Regions from separate parts of the Homo sapiens genome. Here all the other regions are linked to region 1. The links are chromatin contacts, found by Hi-C or POLR2A ChIA-PET in ENCODE. All regions are on one chromosome and are shown on one strand. The core of a region is the stretch at or near the end of the contact, and the rest is flanking DNA. Distances in the headings are between cores, read along the strand shown.

The links. A loop is a pair of places that touch in the nucleus more often than their neighbours do. ChIA-PET counts read pairs that join two places held with the same protein, here RNA polymerase II (POLR2A). Pooled maps may share reads with other maps.
Region 2: a loop to region 1 is called in a pooled map, with 2.5 times the contacts of the local background. The contact joins the promoter of SPOCD1 here to the promoter of LCK in region 1. A Hi-C loop is called at or near these places in 1 of 50 pooled maps. POLR2A ChIA-PET finds 5 or more read pairs at or near these places in 3 of 52 experiments (Caco-2, OCI-LY7 and naive thymus-derived CD8-positive, alpha-beta T cell).
Region 3: a pooled map shows a loop between it and region 1 (5-fold over the local background). The contact joins the enhancer-like site here to the promoter of LCK in region 1. A Hi-C loop is called at or near these places in 1 of 168 maps with a recorded cell type or tissue (posterior vena cava), 1 of 37 single-sample maps with no recorded cell type and 4 of 50 pooled maps. POLR2A ChIA-PET finds 5 or more read pairs at or near these places in 3 of 52 experiments (HepG2, OCI-LY7 and activated naive CD4-positive, alpha-beta T cell).
Region 4: a pooled map shows a loop between it and region 1 (4-fold over the local background). The contact joins the enhancer-like site here to the promoter of LCK in region 1. A Hi-C loop is called at or near these places in 2 of 168 maps with a recorded cell type or tissue (CD8-positive, alpha-beta T cell and naive thymus-derived CD4-positive, alpha-beta T cell), 4 of 37 single-sample maps with no recorded cell type and 8 of 50 pooled maps. POLR2A ChIA-PET finds 5 or more read pairs at or near these places in 5 of 52 experiments (CD4-positive, alpha-beta memory T cell, activated CD4-positive, alpha-beta T cell, activated T-cell and 1 more).
Region 5: a pooled map shows a loop between it and region 1 (2.9-fold over the local background). The contact joins the enhancer-like site here to the promoter of LCK in region 1. A Hi-C loop is called at or near these places in 2 of 50 pooled maps. POLR2A ChIA-PET finds 5 or more read pairs at or near these places in 6 of 52 experiments (AG04450, GM12878, activated T-cell and 3 more).

The regions. Positions count from the first base shown.
Region 1 is chr1:32,249,915-32,252,612 of GRCh38, reverse strand. LCK (LCK proto-oncogene, Src family tyrosine kinase) reads right to left here and starts at 1,348. Exons shown (of 13, transcript NM_005356.5): 1 at 1,242-1,348. RefSeq lists enhancers at 1,996-2,085, 2,136-2,345, 2,536-2,698.
Region 2 is chr1:31,814,638-31,817,335 of GRCh38, reverse strand. It overlaps SPOCD1 (SPOC domain containing 1), which reads left to right and starts at 1,314. Exons shown (of 16, transcript NM_144569.7): 1 at 1,314-1,375; 2 at 1,964-2,698. The coding sequence starts at 2,003.
Region 3 is chr1:32,626,534-32,629,231 of GRCh38, reverse strand. It overlaps ZBTB8OS (zinc finger and BTB domain containing 8 opposite strand), which reads left to right. Exons shown (of 7, transcript NM_178547.5): 6 at 1,688-1,724. Among named protein-coding and RNA genes, the nearest start is that of ZBTB8OS, 23 kb to the left of the region's middle. Within about 2 kb of position 1,316, at least 4 of the 41 ENCODE cell types and tissues checked have a DNase peak (open chromatin) inside an H3K27ac peak, as active enhancers do; they include OCI-LY7, where a contact is called at or near this core.
Region 4 is chr1:31,954,801-31,957,498 of GRCh38, reverse strand. No RefSeq gene overlaps it. Among named protein-coding and RNA genes, the nearest start is that of PTP4A2, 18 kb to the right of the region's middle. RefSeq lists enhancers at 919-1,478, 1,066-1,673, 903-1,680, 1,681-2,457, 2,458-2,698 and 1 more. Within about 2 kb of position 1,323, at least 37 of the 41 ENCODE cell types and tissues checked have a DNase peak (open chromatin) inside an H3K27ac peak, as active enhancers do; they include CD8-positive, alpha-beta T cell, where a contact is called at or near this core.
Region 5 is chr1:31,983,530-31,986,227 of GRCh38, reverse strand. No RefSeq gene overlaps it. Among named protein-coding and RNA genes, the nearest start is that of KHDRBS1, 29 kb to the left of the region's middle. RefSeq lists an enhancer at 806-875. Within about 2 kb of position 1,352, at least 9 of the 41 ENCODE cell types and tissues checked have a DNase peak (open chromatin) inside an H3K27ac peak, as active enhancers do; they include GM12878, where a contact is called at or near this core.

The sequences.
Region 1 (2,698 bases), core at 99-2,598:
ATGCCTGTCCAGGGTGAATGACCCTCCCTGAAGTGCGAGGAGAGCCACCATGTTCCCTAGCCCCCACAAGAGGCTACAGGACTTGGAGCTGTAGACAGGAGAAAGGCTGGGACCAGCTGACTAGGCGGAAAGTGTGTGTCAAGAAAAACTCCAACGAAGCAGGGGAAACCTGGAAATCTGGCTGAGTGAGGACTTCCCAAAAAAATTAAGGCTCAGAGTTAAAAAGTGAGGAGGTGAGCAGGTAGCAACTATGCCTCCCCAGTCTCTCTCCACCTCCCTGGGGTTTGAAGCAGGAATCAGCAAAACCAACTGGCCCTACACAGGCAGGGCTGAAGCGGGAGGGAGCCAGGGGCGAGGGGAGGACATCCTGCTGTGACGCTTGGCAGGGGCAGGAATGGTGACTTTCCAGATGGAAGTTCAGCGCTTCCTCACCCAGGACCAACTGCACCCCTGTCTGGGATAAAAATAGTACTTCCTCTTCCTTTCTCCCATCATTCTCTTTCACTTCCAACTTCCCATACTCAGATCAGATATGTCCATCCACCCTGGAGCTCCATCCCAGATGATGGACACCCCCACACATATCAGTTCACGCCCATCAGGAGATTCTTCCCTCGATCGCTGAGGCTAAAATCACTCCTCGCATGTCCATCTGGATGCCTTGGGTGATCTCTGTCTCTCTCTCTCTCTCTCTCTCTCTCTCTCTCTCTCTCTCTCTTTCTCAGGAGATTCTTGTCACTGGGGTCTGCCCCAGAAACCAGAAGGATTCCTGGGTCCTCTGAGTCCAGCCTGTCCATCACCCTGCTCCAGGCGGGGTGGCCACAGCCTCAGCCATCACTCTCAGCCCTGCCACTGCCTTGCTGAGAAACCGTGGGCAGTGAGTGCCTTGTTCTCTCTGGGCCTCAGGAGCCTCATCCTCATGGCCTGAGGGACTGGGCTTGGTGGTTTCTGGAAGCCTTTTTAACACCTGACTGTCCATGTGCCTGGTGTCCAGGAAACACGCTCCCAGTCAGGTGGGGCCACTGGTGGACAGCACGACAGAGGCAAGCGACACCAGCTTCGCAGGAAAGAGGCGACCCAGCTACACTGCCTGCCTCCCACCTGACCTTGAGCGAGGATCTTCTCTCCCCAGCCACAAAGGGCTGCTGCATCCCTAGGGAGCCTGGGCCCGCACAGCTGCAGCCGTCTGCTATCAGGCCTCTCACCCCGGCGCCTGCGCCCCCAATACCAGCGCTCCTTACCTGCCCAGCCCGGGAGCCCTCTGGCCCCATTCACATGGTCCTCCTGGCCTAACCTGGCTGCCTGGACAGTCTCAGCTCCCTTCGCCGTCGTAGCCACCACCTGTCTCCCCGCGCCCACGTCCCACCCTGACTTCCTGCCTCCTCCGGAGGGCTCCGCAGCCAACCGGGCCCCAGCAGCCCAACCACAACCCTCTAGCACGCCAAGCTTCCTGCCACCATAGACCCCTGCCTCTCAGCCCCTGGGGGTCCCCTACATCTCCAGACCAGGTCCATCTTCCCCTACTGTCCCAGGGTGACACTGGGAGGTTTAAAGTTGAGGGGAGGATGTCTGATAGACCCTCCCTTCTGCCCTCCAGGGTGCATCTGGGCAAGAGATTCAAGGGCAGCCTTTGGGCCCAGTGAGCAGGGGGCAAGCGGACACACACTCAGCTTATGGTGAGAGGCAAACAGCACCTCAGCACCACCGTTGCAGCTGAGAGACCCTTTTGTTTCTGTCTGGCAGCAAAGGTAGCATCGTTCAGAGTCAGAGGAGAGGACAATATCCCTGTTAAATAGCTGGTGAGCAGACCATGCATGTTACAGTCAGGTCAGGCCGAGAGAACAATTCCCATGTCATCTCAGGGCATGGAACAGTAGCTTTATTATAGTCAAGGGTAGGTGAATGGCAGGCTACCATCCCTCTTACAGACAGAATGCTGGAAAACAGCCTGTTTCAGGAGGCAGACAGGACAACCTCATGTCTTCAAGAGGGCATAGTAACGGCCCCTGCTGTAGTCAGAGGCCAGGACAACACCCATTAATCATGGTTGGAGAGTAGGGCAACAGTTCGAATTCAGGTAGAGGCAAGGCCACAGCCCCTGGCAGAGGTGGAGGGCTTGGCACTATCTCCTGCAACAGGTGGAAGACAGAGCAAACAGGGCCGCTCAGGCCCCCAGGTGCAGGCCACAGACTGTCAGGACTTTCTGTTATAAGCAGGAGGCAAGAAGATTGTCACGAGCAGCAGGCAGGCAAAGAATTTCCATTTCCCCTGGGGCCAGGCTGAGGGGGCACCCATCATTAGCTGAGGGCCAGGTCACCAGTGATATGAGGAACTCCAGGTGGCCTCATCAGGTCCAAGAACTCGGCCTTGACCCCACCAGGAGGAAAGTGCACATGCGTCACTGCCTGAGTGAGCTGGTAGGGGGAGGGGAACCCACAGAGCATTGTTGGGGCTTGTGAGGTGGAAGCGATGCTGTGTGCACCTCAGCTGCAGAGAGAAGTGGGGGCAGGAAATAGGTGGGGGGAAGAGGAAGCCTGAGTTGGAAAGTCAGACAAAGAGGGTAACACAGAAACAAAGGCTGAGAGAGACAAAGTGAAAAACCTTCACAGTGACACAGAGCCTAGAGTTGGAGCTCCAAGCCTGGTGCAGGGCCCAGACTCCCTTGCAATGTAAGCCTGAACACTTCACGGTCCATCTC
Region 2 (2,698 bases), core at 65-2,564, 440 kb after region 1:
ACCAGCTTGGCCAGCATGGTGAAACCCTGTCTCCACGAAAAATACAAAAATTAGCAGGGCATGGTGGCACGTGCCTGTAGTCCCAGCTACTCGGGAGGGTGAGGTAGGAGAATCACTTGACCCTGGGAGGCAGAGGTTGTAGTGAGCTGAGACTGTGCCACTGCACTCCAGCGTGGGCGACAGAGCGAGACGCTGTTTCAAAAAAAAAAAAAAAATATATATATATATATATATATGAAAAGCGGAAGAGAAAGGGGGAAAGGGTGGTTAATAAAATCACCACAGCAGGAAGTCAACAGATACAACAGACACAGTTAAAATTAATAAATCAAGTAATAGAGGCATGAGTATATTATTTACAGTTATGAAATTTAAAAAATTAACATGATGACAAACATGGTAAAAAACAAAAAACAAAACACAGTTGTTTCCAGGAGTTGGGGTATTGGGAAATGAGAGATAGCTTTAAACTTTTTATTTCTAACCTTCTATTGGAATTGATTCTGCATTTCCATCTACATTAATTATATTTGAGATTTTCTTTTTAAATTAGGCAAGCACTATTCACAATAGCAAAGACATGGAATCAACCTAAATGCCCATCAATGGCAGATTGGCTAAAGAAAATGTGGTACATATACACAATGGAATACTATGCAGCCATAAAAAAGAATGAGATCACGTCCTTTGCAGGAACGTGGATGGAGCTGGAGGCCATTATCCTTAGCAAACTAATGCAGGAACGGAAAAACCAAATATTGCATGTTCTCACTTATAAGTGGGAGCTAAATGGTGAGAACACATGGACAGAAAGAGGTTAACAACAGACACTGGGGCCTGCTTGAGGGTGGAGGGTAGGAGGCAGTAGAAGATAAGAAAAAATAAATATTGGGTACTAGGCTTGATAACTGGGTGACGAAATAATCTGTACAACAACCCCCGTGACACAAGTTTACCTATATTAAAAACCTGCATATGGACCTCTGACCCTAAAATAAAAGTTTAAAAATAAAATAAAATAAAATTAGGCAAAAAATCTAGGTAATTCTGACATTGTCCTACTGGCTCAGGGACTATTGCGGTAGGATCAAGTTAAACTCTCAGGCAGGCAGCCAAGGCCCCTCGCTGCCCCATGCACCCACCTACCTCTGCTTGGGAGCCAGGATTGGCACCTCCTCCAGGAAGCCCTCAGGAGGAAGAGGGCGCCCTCTGCCGGGGCAGGAACGCCAGCACGCCTGGGGAGCAGCCTTTTGCTCATCATCAGGGACTCCGCCCCTATCCCTCAGCAAGGGCCTCCCTCCCCCGCATCACGTGATCTCAGCTCCTTTTCAGCTAGTGGGTGGAACCCCAGGAGGGAAAACTCAGGGAAGCCCAGGTGAGAGCGACGCGACCGATGGGGCCCGGATTTCTTGGATGCTGGGGGACTGTCCCAGTAAGGCTTGGGAACCTGGGTGGGGCGCCTTTCAGAACGGGACCGATGGGAGAGAGACGAGAAGGGTTATGGGCACGAACCCCGTTCAGTATCTGCTCCTTGCGCAGTGTGAGAACTGGGAGAGAGACTCCTGGCCCTTCCACTTCCTGTGCTTCCTTGGGTGAGTGTCTTAACATCTCAGAATCTCAGTGTCCTCACCTGTGGCTGCCAGTATGAAATGAAATAAGCACATAAGTCATAAATAAATGGTATCTTATTAGGTCCCATTTAAGCGAATGTGTGAACTCTCAGAGACAAGAAGACCCTGGAGGCCACTGTAGCTCGGCCCTGTTTGGAGGCAGGCCTCTCCACCCTCACCCAGGACACCAGCTCCTGCTGGGTGCTCCCCTCCCTGGAGTGCTCACCCCTAGGCCTCAGGAGTGGAAGGGTCTGGGAGAGCTGGCTGGAAGAGGGGCTCCTCCCAGTTCCCACTGAACGGGCTGACAGGTCGGACTCTCCAAGACAAAGTCTCCTCTTTCTGTCTCCACACAGGGCCCGTGTTGTGCTTTTGGCCCAGGTAGGTGGACAGACATGTCCCAGGCGGGGGACGTAGAAGGCCCCAGCACAGGAGACCCTGTGCTCAGTCCCCAACACAACTGTGAGCTTTTACAGAACATGGAAGGAGCCAGCTCCATGCCAGGCCTGTCACCAGATGGGCCGGGAGCAAGCTCTGGGCCCGGAGTCAGGGCTGGCAGCAGAAGGAAGATCCCCAGGAAGGAGGCCCTTCGAGGTGGCAGCTCCCGGGCTGCAGGTGCTGCTGAGGTCCGGCCAGGGGTCTTGGAGCTGCTAGCTGTGGTACAGAGCCGGGGCTCGATGCTGGCTCCTGGGCTCCACATGCAGCTGCCCTCGGTGCCTACTCAGGGGAGAGCTCTGACCTCCAAGAGGCTCCAGGTTTCTCTGTGTGACATCTTAGATGACAGTTGCCCCAGGAAACTTTGTAGCAGGTCTGCTGGCCTCCCAGAGAGAGCTCTGGCCTGCAGGGAGAGGCTTGCAGGAGTGGAGGAGGTGAGCTGCCTCAGGCCCAGGGAGGCCAGAGACGGTGGAATGAGTTCTCCAGGGTGTGACAGAAGAAGCCCCACACTCAGCAAAGAGGAGCCCCCTGGAAGGCCCCTGACATCCTCACCAGACCCAGTCCCTGTGAGGGTAAGAAAGAAATGGAGGAGGCAAGGGGCTCATTCAGAGTGTGAGGAAGGGGCTGGTGACTTCCTGTGGCTTGATCAGAGCCCT
Region 3 (2,698 bases), core at 67-2,566, 380 kb before region 1:
GCTACATTGCCCAGGCTGGTCTCAAACCCCTGAGCTCAAGCTATCTTCCTGCCTCAGTCTCCCAAAGTGCTGAGATTACAGGTGTGAGCCACCGCACCCAGCCTACTTAACTAGTTTCATAACTGAGGATAGTAAAAATTTTGAATATGTTACTACTCTGTTTTGAAACAATATTTACTAAACAATGTTTATTGAGATTCCACCATAGGTACACTATATTGGGGCACATTTATTTTGAGATCAACTATCAACCTTTTTTTAAAGTTTTTAAAATTAATTTTTTGTTTGTTTGTTTTTTAGACAGTCTCACTCTGTTGCCCAGGCTGGGAGTGCAATGATGTGATCTTGGTTCACTGCAATGTCCGCCTCCCAGATTCAAACCATTCTTGTGCCTCAGCCTCCCGAGTAGGTGGGACCACGGGCGCATGGAACCATGCCTGCCTAATTTTTGTATTTTTAGTAGAGACGAGTTCTCACCATGTTGGCCAGGCTGGTCTTGAACTCCTGGATTCATCTACCTCTGCCTCCCAAAGTGCTGGGATTACAGGTGGGAGCCACTGTGCCTGGCCACTAGAATTAAATTTTTTTTTTTTTTTGAGACAGAGTCTCGCTCTGTTGCCCAGGCTGGAGTGCAGTGGCATGATCTCAGCTCACTGCAATCTCCGCCTCCTGGCTCAAGCGATTCTCCTGCCTCAGCCTCCTGAGTAGTTCGGATTACAGGTGCCTACCACCACGCCTGGCTAATTTTTGTATTTTTAGTAGAGACAGAGTTTCATCATGTTGGCCAGGCTGGTCTTGAACTCCTGACCTCAGGTGATCCGCCTACCTCGGCCTCCCAAAGTGCTGGGATTACAGGCATGAGCCACCGCGCCTGACCTTTTTCATTTCGCTCTGTTGCCTAGGGTGGAGTGCAGTGGCGCGATCTTGGCTCACTGCAACCTCCACCTCCTGGGTTCAAGCGATTCTCCTGCCTCTGCCTCCCAAGTAGCTGGGATTACAGACATGCGCCACCACGCCCGGCTAATTTTGTGTTTTTAGTAGAGACAGGGTTTTTCCATGTTGGTCAGGCTGGTCTCAAACTGCCGACCTCAACTGCCGACCTCAGATGATCCACCTGCTTCGGCCTCCCAAAGTGCTGGGGTTACAGGCATGAGCCACCGCGCCTGGCCTATAATTAAAAATTCTTTTGAAACACAGTCTTGCCCTGACACCCAGGCTAGAGTGCGGTGGTGCAATCACAGCTCACTGCAGCCTTGACTTCTGGGCTCAAGCAATCTTCCTGCCTCCTCCTCGTGAGTGGCTGGGACCACAGGCATGTGCCACCACACCCAGCTAACTTTTTTTATTTTTTTAATTTTGTGTACAGATGAGGTCTCCCTATGTTGCTCAGGCTGTTCTCAAACTCCTGGGCTCAAGCGATCCTCCCTTTGGCCTCCGGAAGTGCCAGGATTATAGGTATGAGCCACCGCACCTGGCCTTAACTATCAACCTTGAGAGCAAATGATGACACTGCACACACGTCCCTCAACAGCTGTATCTTCTGACAAATGAAAATGAAACTTAACAGCTCCCTGACCCCCTCCTGTCTCTTTTGGCTTTCTAGCATGTTAACCACATTTACAAGGCTTATTTTAAAACATATAAAGAGAGAACAAATCTTAATCATGTTTTAATTTGTATTCTCAAGGTGGGGAGAAGAATTTTCATTGTCCAAGCACCCTCAGGTATGTTTTAAAATCCAGCCATTAAGAACATGAAAAATTTCCTTACCATAAAGTTCATATATGTGACAATCAACTTCAGTTAGTTCTAACTGGTGTAAAGTGATAAGTTTTTCTCAAGCTTCTCTGACCTGTCTGGATATATTTTGTTAAAATACTGTGATTATACACACCTGATTTAGTGGATGAGGCGTCAGCATTGGGTTCTAGGGTCAAGTTTGTTCAGATTATTGTGGAATTTGAAATTCTCTTTGCCTTTTTGACCTTTATTTCTTCTCCTATAATAAAGATGTTGGACTAGATGTTCTCTATTGTGCCTTCTACTTTCTGTGTGTCTCTAGATTCTGTATTTGCCGACCTGTATGGCCTCACTCTATGGTAGGAAAATCTATTGGAACAGGAGTTGGCAGTTTTTTTCTGTAAAATGGACAGATAATAAATGTTTTAAGATTTGTGGGCCCAGAATGACAGAAGAGCAGCTACTCAGTGCTTCTGTTGTAGCACCAAAGTAGCCATAGATAATACTTAAATGAATGAGTTCACTTGTATTCTAGTAAAACTTATTTATGCCCATTGAAATTTGAATTTCTTATCATTTTCAAATGTAACAAAATGTCATTGTTTTGATTTTTTTCCCCAACCATTTAAAAATGTAAAAATCAGGGCAGGCATGGTGGCTCAGACCTGTAATCCCAGCACTTTGGGAGGCCAAGGCAGGCAGATCGCTTTAGGTCAGGAGTTTGAGACCAGCCTGGCCAACATAGTGAAACCTAGCCTCTACTAAAAATACAAAAATTAGCTGGGCGTGGTGGCACGCGCCTGTAATCCTAGCTGCTCAGGAGGCTGAGGCAGGAGAATCACTTTAACCTGGGTGGCAGAGGTTGCAGTGAGCCGAGATCATGCCACTGCACTCCAGCCTGGGTGACAGAGCGAGACTGGTCTCAAAAAAATAAAATAAAAGTAAATAAATAAAGATG
Region 4 (2,698 bases), core at 74-2,573, 300 kb after region 1:
GCAGATCATCTGAGGTCAGGACTTTGAGACCAGCCTGACCAACATGGAGAAACCCCGTCTCTACTAAAAATACAAACTTAGCTGGGTGTGGCGGCACATGCCTGTAGTCCCAGCTACTTGGGAGGCTGAGGCAGGAGAATCACTTGAACCCGGGAGGTGGAGGTTGCAGTGAGCAGAGATCGCGCCATTGCACTCCAGCCTGGGCAACAAGAATGAAACAACATCTCAAAAAAAAAAAAATAAACAAATAAGTATGAAAGAAAAGAAGCCAGGCACGGTGGCTCACACCTGTAATCCCAACACTTTGGGAGGCCGAGGTGGGTGGATCACTTGAGGTCAGGAGTTTGAGACCAGCCTGGTCAACATGGTGCAACATCGTCTCTACTAAAAGTACAAAAATTAGCCGGCGTGGTGGTGGGCGCCTGTAATTTTAGCTACCCAGGAGGCTGAGACAGGAGAATTGCTTGAACCCGGGAGGTGGAGGTTGCCGCAAGCTGTGATCTCGCCACTGTACTCCAGCCTGGGCGACAGAGTGAGACTCCCTCTCAAAAAAACAAAACAGGCTGGGCACGGTGGCTCACGCCTATAATCCCAGCACTTTGGGAGGCTGAGGTGGGTGGATCACCTGAGGTCAGGAGTTCGAGACCAGCCTGTCCAGCATGGTGAAACCCTGTCTCTACTAAAAATACAAAAATTAGCCGGGTGTGGTGGCACATGCGCCTGTAATCCCAGCTACTCAGGAGGCTGAGGCAGGAGAATCACTTGAACCTGGGAGGCGGATGTTGCAGTGAGCCGAGATCACGCCAGTACACTCCAGCCTGGACAACAAGAGTGAAACTCCGTCTCAGAAAAAAAAAAAAAGAAAGAAAGAAAGTGGTCGACAGCGCTGACTGTTTAGAAGAGGCAAGTAGGAAAGGCCTGGAAAAAGTCTTTGGATTTGGTGATGAAAAGATCATCACTGAGTGTGATGACAGACAGTTCAGTGGCTGGGCAGAAGTCAAATGACAGGGACTGAGAAATGAGTGGACAGTGAGAATGGGAGTCAGGGTTTCGACTCTCCTGAGGCCTGGGATACGGAGGGAAGGAGAGAGTTTGTCCAAAGGCAAAAAGTTTGTGTCAAACAAGATTCCAGAGAAAGGCCTGGCTGCTGTTGAGAGACCCAGGAGTAGCTAAGGCCTTATTCTGGGTTCAGGAGGGCCTGGGAAGATGCTGTCTTGTTTGTGAACCTGAAGTGAAAGCTCACCAGAGGGGCCAGCAGAGGGAACTGCCCTGCGAGAAGGCCCCAGCTTTGCGGCTGGGTTTTCCCCACTCTGCATCTAGTTTCCTTGATCCACTGATTATCTTGGGCTGGTTTTGCTGAATGACTCAGGAGCTTGAGCAAGCTTTGCTACTCAGTTTCACAGCTCTGGGGGAGGGGAAGTTGGATTCCTTTCTGATAGCTGGGAAACAGTCATTAGATATTGAAGGAAGAAGGACAATTGGGCCCCAGCTTCAGAGAGAGAGAGAAAAAAATGGCTCTCCAAGCCTTTATTTATTTATTTATTTATTTATTTATTTATGAGATGGAGTTTCGCTCTTGTTGCCCAGGCTGGAGTACAATGGCGCAATCTCGGCTCACGGCAATCGCTGCCTCCTGGGTTCAAGCGATTCTCCTGCCTCAGCCTCCTAAATAGCTGGGATTACAGGCATGTGCCACCATACCTGGCTAATTTTGTATTTTTAGTAGAGACAGGGTTTCTCCATGTTGGTCAGGCTGGTCTCGAACTCTTGACCTCAGGCGATCTGCCCACCTCGGCCTCCCAAAGTGCTGGGATTACAGGCATGAGCCACCATGCCCGGCTCCTTTATTCTTAATAAAAATAACAATATCTAACAGTTATTGAGTGCTTTTACCATTGCCAGGCAATGTTCTATGGGCCTCCCGGCTTTATCTCTGGGGTTGACTACTTGTTATTATCCTTGTTTGACGTAGGGAGTTGAGAGTTAGGTGAAATGACTTGCCTGGGGTATCCAGCCAGTCACTGGAAGAGCTAAGACTTGACTGCCAAAAGCCCATGTCCTTAACCACTGTGCAACACCGCACCTCTTAGGACCTCTCTAGGTGACCCAGTAAGGCCTGTGGGATTGAGGAGGGGCCTCCCAAATGAAGATCCTGGGCAAATGGCTGGAAAACAAAATCCTTAAAAAGAAGCTTCTCCCCTGCTAGGATTTCTGCTGAGAAGGAAGGGACAAGATCCCCTGAGCTTGTTCTGAGGCTCCTTATCACCTGAGACCCCCTTCTGTGATTCCTTTCCCCCACTTCAGCTTAGATAAAGGGCCTATTCACAGCCTCCCTGAGCTGTGTCTGGAAGCTGGCCCTGGCAGCAGCTAGTGGTTTGTCCCCTGTCCTGGCTCCTTCCTCCCTGCCTGCCTCCCCTGCCTCTGATTTGACACCTGGTATCTCTTTCCCGTGTCCCTGAGCTCAGGGCATGTGAGGCCCAGGCAGGCACAGTATCACTTTCTTCCTGAACTGTCCCTGAAGCAGGGATAATTTTGTATGCTGTCTGCCCCCTACTCTGTTGTCAGTGCACACTTCCAAGGGTTCCTGTGGAATCCAGGCTCCCGTAAACACCCAAAGAGGAGGAAGTGAGCCAAGCACTAAGCCTGTGATTGCATCAGGACTGACGCACTCTCTGCCTTTTCCCCTACCTCGGTCTCC
Region 5 (2,698 bases), core at 103-2,602, 270 kb after region 1:
TTTAAATTTTTCAGAGAGACAGGGGTCTCACCCTGTTGCCCAGGCTGGTCTTGGCCTCAAGCAATCCTCCTGCCTTGCCTCCCAAAGTGCTGGAATTTCAGGCGTGAGCCACTGCACCAAGCCTACCCCGTTTTTAAGAGTCTCGGGCTGGGTAAGGTGGCTCATGCCTGTAATCCCAGCACTTTGCAGTGTAGTGGCTAGTCTCTACAAAAAAAAGTTTTTAAAAAATGAGCTGGGCTTGGTGTGGTACACCTGTGTTTCCAGCTACTTGGGAGGCTGAGGCAGGAGGATCACTTACAGCCCAGGAGGTTGAGGCTGCAGTGAGTTGTGTTGGTGCCACTGCACTCCAGCCTGGGTAACAGAGCAAGATCCTGTCTCAAAAACAGATAAAAAAATAAACAAATAGAGATAAAATCTCATGGTAAAATATTTAAAAATAAAGGATAAAAATTGAAATCAGAAGCTCCAAATTACTCCCCACCATCTTCCCTGGTGGTAACAGCTGTTAACAGAGTGTTATGTACTTTTCCGGGGGACTTTCCAAATGTATTCAAGTGTAAGTACATATACAGGGCCGTCCTCTTTAAAAACGGGGTTGTTACTACGCTCCTATCCAGCTGGTGACTTCCCCTGCCTCCACTTCACAATATACCCAGGGCATTTTTTCCATGTTAGTACAGAGAGCTTCACCTCATTCTTTTTGGTGGCTGTGTGGTATAAGGAAGTGATTTTTGAAGGGTAAAACCTGAAGAATAAGTAAGATTAGTAAGGCAAAGGGATGGTTCTCTAAAGCACTGAGCCTGGGAAAACAAAAGCAACATAGATCTCTCTAACTATATCTCCTAATGTCTCCCTTCCTTCTGCGTTTAGACCCCCCGCTCCCTCTGCTGCCACATTTTTCTCTAATTTGCAAAGCAGTTCAGCTGTCTTTGTCTTGCCCTAGCTCTGGAGAGCTTCATTCTTCATGCCAAAGCAACTTATGAAGTATTTTCCCAAACAAAGAACCCTCTACCCAGAGAAAAATTGTGCCACTCCCCTAATAGACAAAAGTAGCTGCAGGCAGTTGTGGTTTAAAATAGCAATTAAGAAAAAAAAAATCTGTTACACCATAAAGCACCTGGCAGTTCATAAATGGTGGTTATTTGTTACTAATATTATTTTACATGTGTTGATGGATGGGTTGGCTGCTGCAAGTTCCTGTCCTTCATCCTGGGGTACCCACCTCTTGCTTGGCCACTTTTCAAGTGTAGGGATGGTTGTCTTACTTGTGTTTGTACCTCTAGCTCTCAGCACAAGGCCTGGCATAGAGCAGACACTCAGGAAGTGAGTGTCGAGTTGAACACTGAAGGGCTGGGTGTGCTGTTCCAAGCAGATACTGAGTCACAGACATTGTGGGCCTGCTGTGATCTGAGCCCCAGTATAGATGCTTTGGAACAGTAGAGAAAACAATCAAAAGAGAGGCTCTTGTCCTGGGGAACTTCATCAAGATGGGCCTCATGAAACTGTCACATCATATCACAAATTGTAAAGCATCCACAGTCCCTGGATCAGTACTAATTTTGGCTTTGGGAAGAGGGGATAAACTTTCCTTCACCCCCACCTTTAGGTATAAAATAGATACGGTAATGTGCACAAACCTTAAATGAGCAACTAGATGAATACTTTCTGTTTTTTTTTTTTTTTTTTTTGAGACGAAGTCTCGTTCTTGTCGCCCAGGCTGGAGTGCAATGGCGTGATCTCAGCTCACTGCAACCTCCACCTCCCAGGTTCAAGCAATTCTCCTGCCTCAACCTCCCAAGTAGCTGTGATTACAGGCACCTGCCACCAAGCCCAGCTATTTTTTGTATTTTTAGTAGAGAAGGGTTTTCACCATGTTGGCCAGGCTGATCTCAAACTCCTGACCTCAGGCGATCTGCTTGCCTTGGCCTCTTAAAGTGCTGGGATTATAGGCCTGACTCACCATGCCCGGCCTACTGTCTGATTTTTTAAATTAAAAATATTTTGTTTTTGTTTTTGTTTTTAGTGACAGGGTCTTGCTATGTTGCCCAGGCTGGAGTATAGTGGCTATTCACAGGTGCAATCATAGCTTACTGCAGCCTCAAACTCCTTGGGTCAAGCAATCCTCTTTCCTCAGGCTCCTGAGTAGCTGGGACTATAGGCACATACCACCACACCCAACTTGAAGTTTTATACATGTATATACCTGTATAACCATCAACCAGATCAAAATCCGGATTATTTCCAGGACCCTAGAAGGTTCTCTTGGCCGCCTTTCAGACATACCCCCTGTCACAATAGAAACGATTATTTCTGACCTCCATTACCATCAACTAACTATACCTGTTTTTGAGATTTTTCTAAATGGAATTGCATGGTGTACATTATTTTTGTTCTGGCTTCTTTCACTCAATATTATAGCTATAAAATTCATCCATGTTAGTACTTAGTACTTGTTTTTTTATGTATGTGGTATAGTATTCTATCAAATGAACATATAACAATGGAGGCATTTGGGTTGTTTCTAGCTTTTGGTTATTCTGAATAATGCTGTTACAAACATTCTTTTACATATGTCTTTTTGGTAGACTCAACCATTTATTTTTCTTGGCTATATATATTTGAGTGGAACTGCTAGGTCAGAGGGGATACGTATGTTTAGTTTTAGTAAATACCGCCAGTTTTCCAAAGTGGTTGTACC